Linked DNA regions of Homo sapiens: region 1 is linked to region 2. A link is a contact called in ENCODE Hi-C or POLR2A ChIA-PET data. All regions are on one chromosome and are shown on one strand. Each heading gives the region's core, a stretch centred on a gene start or an enhancer-like site at or near the end of the contact. The rest is flanking DNA. Distances are from core to core; before and after follow the strand shown.

Region 1 (3,799 bases), core at 834-3,333, 370 kb after region 2:
CTGGAATCTCCGCGTTTTAGACTTACAAGTGTCTTTAAAGGTCATCTCATCTCAATCCCTTACCCCAAAATGGGAATTCTCTGTATCCTACCACTGAAAGACGGCCCCCACACCTGTGCGTATTTGCCCTTCCACATAATTTACAGAGTGGAGGGCAGAGTTTGATAATCCCTTCATGCAGCTGACCTCCTGCCTCAGGACCCAGGAAATCTCCCTACGGTTCCTCTGACACTGGCTCCAGTGTGCCAGCCTGGAACCTGAAATGCCATTCTCAGCTTCTCTTCAGGGAGTGAGGTGGGCGGACACATGGCAGGTTTTGGAGTCACACAGACCCGGGTTCAAGTCTCACTTCCACTGCTCGTTAACTGAGGGGATTTGGACAAAGTACCCCAGCTTTCTGTGCAGTTAACCTGCAAAACTCCAAGAATAATCCTTCGCGGGACTGGTGAGGATACATGGGGTGTAGGAGATGAGCATTAAACACGTGCTCCCCTACGCTGCTCCTAACCTCCCTGTCTCCACCTGGGTGTGAGCATCTGTGGGGGCAGGAATTGTTTCTTAGCTACAGGATACTCTTTTCCCAGTGCCAAAAACAGTGCTTTTGTGTCCGGAATTGGTGGGTTCTTGGTCTCACTGACTTCAAAAATGAAGCCACCGACCCTCATGGTGAGTGTTACAGCTCATAAAGGCACAGTGCCCAGAGTTTGTTCCTTCTGATGTTCGGATGTGTTCTGAGTTTCTTCCTTCTGGTGGGTTTATTGTCTTGCTGGCTCAAGAGTGAAGCTGCAGACCTTCCGGGTGAGTGTTAACAGCTGATAAAGGCAGAGCAGACCCAAACACTGCGCAGCAGCAAGATTCATTGCAAAAACCAAAAGAACAAATCTTCCACCACGTGGAAGGGGACCCGAGCCGGTTGTCAGTGCTGGCTGGGGCAGCCTGCTTTTATTCTCTTATCTGGCCCCACCCACATCCTGCAGATTGGTCCATTTTACAGAGAGCCAATTGGTCTGTTTTACAGAGAGCTGATTGGTCCGTTTTGACAGGGTGCTGATTGGTGCATCCACAAACCCTGAGCTAGACACAGGGTGCTGATTGGTGCATTTACAAACCTTGAGCTAGATACAGAGTGCCCATTGGTGTATTCACAATCCCTTAGCTAGACATAAAGGTTCTCCAAGTCCCCACTAGACTCAGGAGCCCAGCTGGCTTCACCCAGTGGATCCCGCCCCGGGGGCAGCAGGTGGAGCTGCCTGCCAGTCCTGCGTGTGTGCCCGCACTTCTCTGCCCTTGGGCGGTCGATGGGACCAGGCACCATGGAGCAGGGGGTGGCACTCGTCGGGGAGGCTTGGGCCATGCAGGAGCCCAGGGTGGGGAGACTCAGGCATGGCGGGCTGCAGGTCCCGAGCCCTGCCCCACAGAGAGGCAGCTAAGGCCCAGCGAGAAATCGAGCTCAGTGCCGGTGGGCCGGCACTGCTGGGGGACCTGGCGCACCCTCCGCAGCTGCTGGCCCAGGTGCTAAGCACTTCACTGCCCAGGGCTGGGGGCCTGCCGGCCGCTCCGAGTGCAGGGCCCGCCAAGCCCACGCCCACCCAGAACTCTAGCTGGCCTGCAAGCCCTGCATGCAGCCCCGGTTCCTGCCCGTGCCTCTCCCTCCACATCTCCCAGCAGGCTGAGGGAGCCGGTTCTGGCTTTGGCCTACCCAGGAAGGGGCTCCCACAGTGCAGTGGCTGGCTGAAGGGCTCCTCCAGCGCGGCCAGAGTGGGCACCGAGGCCGAGGAGGCTCCGAGAGCGAGCGAGGGCTGCGAGGGCTACCAGCATGCTGTCACCTCTCACTTTGCCTATTATAAAAAATGAGAGAGAGAAAATAAAAGCGAATTTATATGTGACCCCAGAATCTAGAACAGAGCTCTTTATCTCTCTCTCAGCAAGGCCTATTAACTAACACAGTTTTGCTGCTGTCTGTTTTCAGAACAAAGACTTGTTCTGTGTACTCAGACAGTCTAAAATGAAGGTTGAAAAAAACAGCTCATGTCCATACACAGAAACAGAAACTGAACCGAACACCGAAACTGAAACTGTTTGTCTCTTCCTGAGAAACGAGCAAACCTGAAAGCTACTCTCTCAGCTTCAGAGGGAAAAAATGGTTGTAGATTTCTGGACTTGGGAGCAGACATTTCAAGAACTAATCCAAGAGGCAAAACCCCGGGCCACATGGACGCTGAAGTTGGATGGCAACCTTCAGCTAGACTGCCTGGCTCAAGGGTGGAAGCAATACCAACAGAGAGCATTTGGCTGGTGAGTGTGGGTTTCCCAGGCAATAGCTCTTCTGAGAAGAGAGGCTCAGGCTCAGCTTAGCATGATTTATTCCTCTGAGAGCTTGTTGAAGGAGTAAATGTCACCAGGGCCTCCATCCTATTGTGGTCATAGTACTCTTTAGGGTCGACATGATAAGACGACTCCAAACCTCCATTTTGTTTAACTGCTGGAAGTTTCTTCTTTTACTAGGTTTCCCTCCGTAAATATTTCTGGAAAACCCTGGAGAAGGCTCCCTATTCCATAAATTTTCCCTTCTAGTTTCTCACCACGTCATTTGTTCCAGACTACCTCTAGAGTCTTTTGCAGTCTCCCCAGCAGTCCTGACCAGCTTCCCCCAGCTGCACCAGCTCTCCAAGCCTTGGCACTGTTCAGTACAAGCCTGGGACGGAGCCTTTTTTTTTTTTTTAAATATCTTAAGAATTGGCTAAGATCAAGCAGTTACTCTGAACATTGCTTTACTGAAGGCCTGGGGATAATAGTATAGAATGATGTTGCAAAAACTAAATCTAAAACCCAGTTCATGGAGTCACCAAGTAATACTCCTCCCTTACTCACCACTTCCCTCTTTAACCCCCAGCAAGCCTCCAGGTTGCAGGAACCAGTTTCCTTGACCATGTTAGGAGGGTGAGAATTGCTGACCTGGATAATCAAATTTATTTTTAAATGACACACAGGACCTTCGGTATAGTTTTCATCTGACCTATTACTCAGCTTGCCTGCCTGCCCCATCCTGCCTCAGGTATGGCCTACTCCATTCCTTATGGACTATTAGCTATGCCATGCATCTTCAGACTTCCACACTCTTGTTCATGGAGTTCTGCTTGTTCAGCAGACCCTCCCCTCACCCCTCCCTGCTCATCCTTCAAGGCCCACTCTAGTGCCTCCTCCTCCTAAAAGCATTCTCTGGTTCTCCTAGGCAGAGTAAGTATTCCTTCGTATACATTCCCATAAGATAATGGGATAAGATAAAATATATATGTATATGTATACATAAATGATATATAATTATATATACATATGTACTATGTATTTCAGAATAATAAATTTATAAATAATATATGTATTATTATATATTGTATCAAATACAGTATATGCTTATTTTTAGCTGCAGAATCTGTTGTTTAAATAAAGCCTCCTAAACGTCTCCAGAACAGTTCTCAAGTCACTTGTCAGAGCCCGTATAGCAGTCATGTTGCTCTGCTTTCTAATCCAGGGAAATGTGTAAATATTTCTGTCCACACCAGCCAGAGCTTTTTGAGGGACTCATGATGTCTTACAACGTTTTGGCACTCCTCCAAACAGAAAGAAGGTGTTTCTCCTGTTGGGATGATTTGATTTGATTGTCATTTCGAGATCGGAAAAGCAACCTACCAGTGTACTTTTGGAAAATATCAATCAGCTTTTGAAAAGCATTTTGTAGTTTACAAAGTGTTTTCACATACATCGTCTCTTTTGATGCTGCCAATATAACCCTTGAATTTTT
Region 2 (3,732 bases), core at 35-2,534:
TCCCGTCTTGGCCTCCTAAAGCACTGGGATTACAGTCATGAGCCACCGTGTCCAGCCAAGACTACTATATTCTAATGGAGGGTAAGTGGAGTAGGAGGGCCATGTGCGTGCTCTGGGGGCAACAAACTTGGTGCTAAACTTGTTTTTCTTGTTTTACTCACAAACATTATGACAGCAGTAAAGATACACTTTTATTTATTTATATTTTTTTTAGAGACAGAGTCCTCCTCTGTTGCCCAGGCTGGAGTGGCTATTGTAGTTCACTGCAGCCTTGAACTTGTGGGCTTGGGATCCTCCTGTCTCAGCCTCCTGAGTAGCTGGGACTATAGGCGTGCACTATCACACTGAGCTATTTTAAGAACATTTTTGTAGAGTATGTTGGCCAGACGGATCTTGAACCTCTGGCCTCCAGCATTCTTCCTGCCTTGGCCTCTCAAAGTGATGGGATTCATAAGCATGAGTCATGGTGCCCAGCCAAGATACATTTTTAAAATGTATCCTGCCTCCTGACACATTACTGTTCACTTGTAACAATGGTCACTTGTAATCATAGTCTGTTTGCAAAGCAAGCTTTTAATAGAATTACAATTTTAGTGTTGACCAAAAGTTTATTTTGGGCCGGATGTGGTGGCTCACGTCTGTAATCTCAGCACTTTGGGAGGCTGAGGTGGGTGGATCACCTGAGGTTAGGAGTTCGAGACCAGCCTGGCCAACATGGTGAAACCCCATCTCTACTAAAAATACAAAAAAAAAAAAAAAAAATTAGCTAGGCTTGGTGGAGGTGCCCGTAATCCCAGCTACTCGGGAGGCTGAGGCAGGAGAATCGCTTGAACCCGGGAGGCCGAGGTGGCAGTGAGCCAAGATTTTGCCATTGCACTCCAGCCTGGGTGACAAGATCGAGACTCTGGCTCAAAAAAAAGTTTATTTTGTTTCTATAAACATTGTTTTTCATCTTTATAGTGCATGTCTTTTGTTAATGGCTTCATAGGCAATCGATGGACTTCTGGATCACAATTTTGCTTGTTCCTATGGCTAGATATTTAGGTTGTTCCAAATTTTCTCAGCATTACATTTGATGCTACAGTAGGCACCCACACATTTATGTTTCTTTTCTGTTTTTCAACTATTGTTGGTTGTTCTGAGGTATTTTCGTAAGGTTTCACTTCTGTTTTCCCAGCCATGAGTGATACATGAGCACAACTGTTTTGCTATTAATCACCAGCATTGGGTGTGAAAATTTACTCAAAGTTTTGCTAAATTTAACTGGAGTAGAAATGGGCCATGCATTTGTGCGTACTTCCCCAGATGCTTTTTAGAACAGTGCTTGTGTAACTGACCAGAGTGTCAGGTGAGGCCATTGTTGGCAGAAAGGTGCCTTCCTCGGGAGAAGGTGGGTTACACAGCTTTTCTTTGCAGATGAATGGTGAGAGCCAAACCCGAAGACCCACAGGTTTCAAGCTGGCCATGTGGCTTCACTAAGTTTGGCCTCAACTTCCCACAGTGGCACAGAAGCGAGGTAGAACTCAGTGTTCCTACCCGAACCCTGGACATTCTGAAATGTCCACAGCCCGAGGAAAGGGATGACCTGCATGTCACTTTCCATACCCTCCACTGCACATAGATCTGTCTCAGGCATTGAATCAGAGGGATGTGTGACTTTGGACAAATTATTTTACCTTTCTCTGCCTCATTTCTTCATCTAAAATCAGGTGACAGCAATGTCTCCCTGTAATATTGCAGTGGGGATTAAATCTGTTAATACTTGAAAAGTGCTGAGATCAGTGCCTGGCACATAAGTAGTGCTCAATAACTGTTGTAAACCTGGGTTTGGATCTCACTTCCATTGCTTTCTGGAGGCCCACTTTGGTCAAATGGCTGACCTTTCTGGACTTCAGCTTCATCTGTAAAATGGGATTATGGCATCTACTTCAGCATCATGTTAGGGGTTTAAGTGAGAAAATGCATTTCACACAGTGTCCTGCACATAAAGGGCCCACCATATATGTAATGAAAAACAAACAAACGGCCGGGCTCAGTGGCTCACTCCTGTAATCTCAGCACTTTGGGAGGCCCAGGCGGGCAGATCACGAGGTCAGGAGTTTGAGACCAGCCTGGTCAACATGGTGAAACCCCGTCTCTACTAAAAATACAAAAATTAGCCGGGTGTGGTGGCGCGCGCCTGTAATCCCAGCTACTCAGGAGGCTGAGGCAGGAGAATTGCTTGAACCCGGGAGGCGGAGGTTGCAGTGAGCCGAGATCACGCCACTGCACTCCAGCCTGGACAACAGAGTGAGACTTTGTCTCAAAAAAAAAAAAAAAACCCAAAAACAAAACAAACAAACAATGTTTTTAGCTTTATTTTCTACTCTACCAAAGAGAGAGCTTTGTTGCCTTATATTGGTGTTGTAATTAGCTGTTAGATCTGACCATATTTTCTGTTATGGTGTATTTTTAAGTCCACATTCTAGGTTTAAGGCCATCTTGAAACAAATGGGAGGCAAATCAACATTTTCGTGTGTCTGAAGCTTTTAATGTAATTTTGTTTTGGAGATGAATGAGCTCATAATTCCACAAAGAAGGGATGATATTTCATATACTTATTAGTTTAGTGATTTCCCTCCCACACTTAGTGTCAAACTGTCAGGTTTATGGAAGCTATCAAATGTTTCTTTATGCTCAGCAGCACAGATCAAAGTTGTCTACATGATAAGGTAAAAAACATATTCTTTAGGAAATGCAAAGAAATGACCCAAAAGACCCTTGAGCACAGCTCATTCCTCTCCCTGGTCTGTCCAACTTTCCCTCAGGAAAAGTCAATGTAGTCATTATGTCTGGAAAATGCCAAGGACTTCTTTCCCTCATTTTTTACATGGCCTTGCACTCTGTGAGGCATTGGCTGGGAGGTTCATTGTGGCTTTCTTGCCGCTAAGCATCTCCTCTCTGCCAACATCTCATCAATTCCTGTCTGTGCCAATTACCTTTGCTTAGGATTTGGGGTGAGGAAAGTTGTGTGATTTGTCTGTTTCTGTTTCTGGGTAAAATCTCAACTCTGGGCGTATCAGCAGAAAGGGTTCTGAAATGTCCCTTGATTCAGATGATTCTGAATCAATAGCATGTATGTGTGTGTGCATAATTACCCTTACCCAGAAAATTCTCCATTATAATTCTTTAAAAGCACAGGTTCACAAATTATTAGAAAGTATATTTTGTATACTATTTACGGTAGCAAAATATCAAATGCAAGAAGCAAGTTTAATTAAAGATAGGCAAGACATTTTACTGAAGAATATAAAACATTAGTAAGAGAAATAAAACAATGGCTTATGCAATTATGGAAACTGACAATTACCAAGATCTGCGACTGGCAAGGTGGAGGCCCAGGAGCAGCAATGGTGCAGTTCCAGTCTGAGTCCAAAGGCCTGAGAACCAGGGAAAGCCAATGGCGTAGTTCTAGTGCAAATGCCAGTTGGCCTAAGGCCTTTCAGTTTGAGTCCAAAGGCAGGGGGAAAAAAACCCCAAAACCAAACCAAACCAAAACAACAACAGCAAAAACAATGCCCCAGCTCAAGGCAGTCAGACAGGAGGAGCTCCCTCTTACCTGTGGGAAGGTCAGCCTGTTTTACTGTATTCAGGCCTTTAACCGATTGGATAAGGCCCACCGTTAGAGAGGGGGCAATCTGCTGTACTCAGCCTGCTGATTCCAGTGCTAATTTTATCCAAAACAACCTCATT

Evidence for each region. Hi-C counts contacts between places; a loop is a spot of excess contacts on that map. ChIA-PET counts read pairs that join two places held with the same protein, here RNA polymerase II (POLR2A). Pooled maps may share reads with other maps.
Region 1: a loop to region 2 is called in a pooled map, with 3 times the contacts of the local background. The contact joins the promoter of RTP4 here to the enhancer-like site in region 2. A Hi-C loop is called at or near these places in 2 of 50 pooled maps. POLR2A ChIA-PET finds 5 or more read pairs at or near these places in 2 of 52 experiments (activated T-cell and activated naive CD4-positive, alpha-beta T cell).

Annotation. Positions count from the first base shown.
Region 1 is chr3:187,366,302-187,370,100 of GRCh38, forward strand. RTP4 (receptor transporter protein 4) reads left to right here and starts at 2,084. Exons shown (of 2, transcript NM_022147.3): 1 at 2,084-2,295. The coding sequence starts at 2,141. RefSeq lists an enhancer at 1,945-2,294.
Region 2 is chr3:186,999,652-187,003,383 of GRCh38, forward strand. The region is part of intron 2 of ST6GAL1 (ST6 beta-galactoside alpha-2,6-sialyltransferase 1); the gene reads left to right. Among named protein-coding and RNA genes, the nearest start is that of ST6GAL1, 71 kb to the left of the region's middle. RefSeq lists enhancers at 1-500, 1,039-1,258, 1,269-1,318, 1,459-1,578. Within about 2 kb of position 1,285, at least 10 of the 41 ENCODE cell types and tissues checked have a DNase peak (open chromatin) inside an H3K27ac peak, as active enhancers do.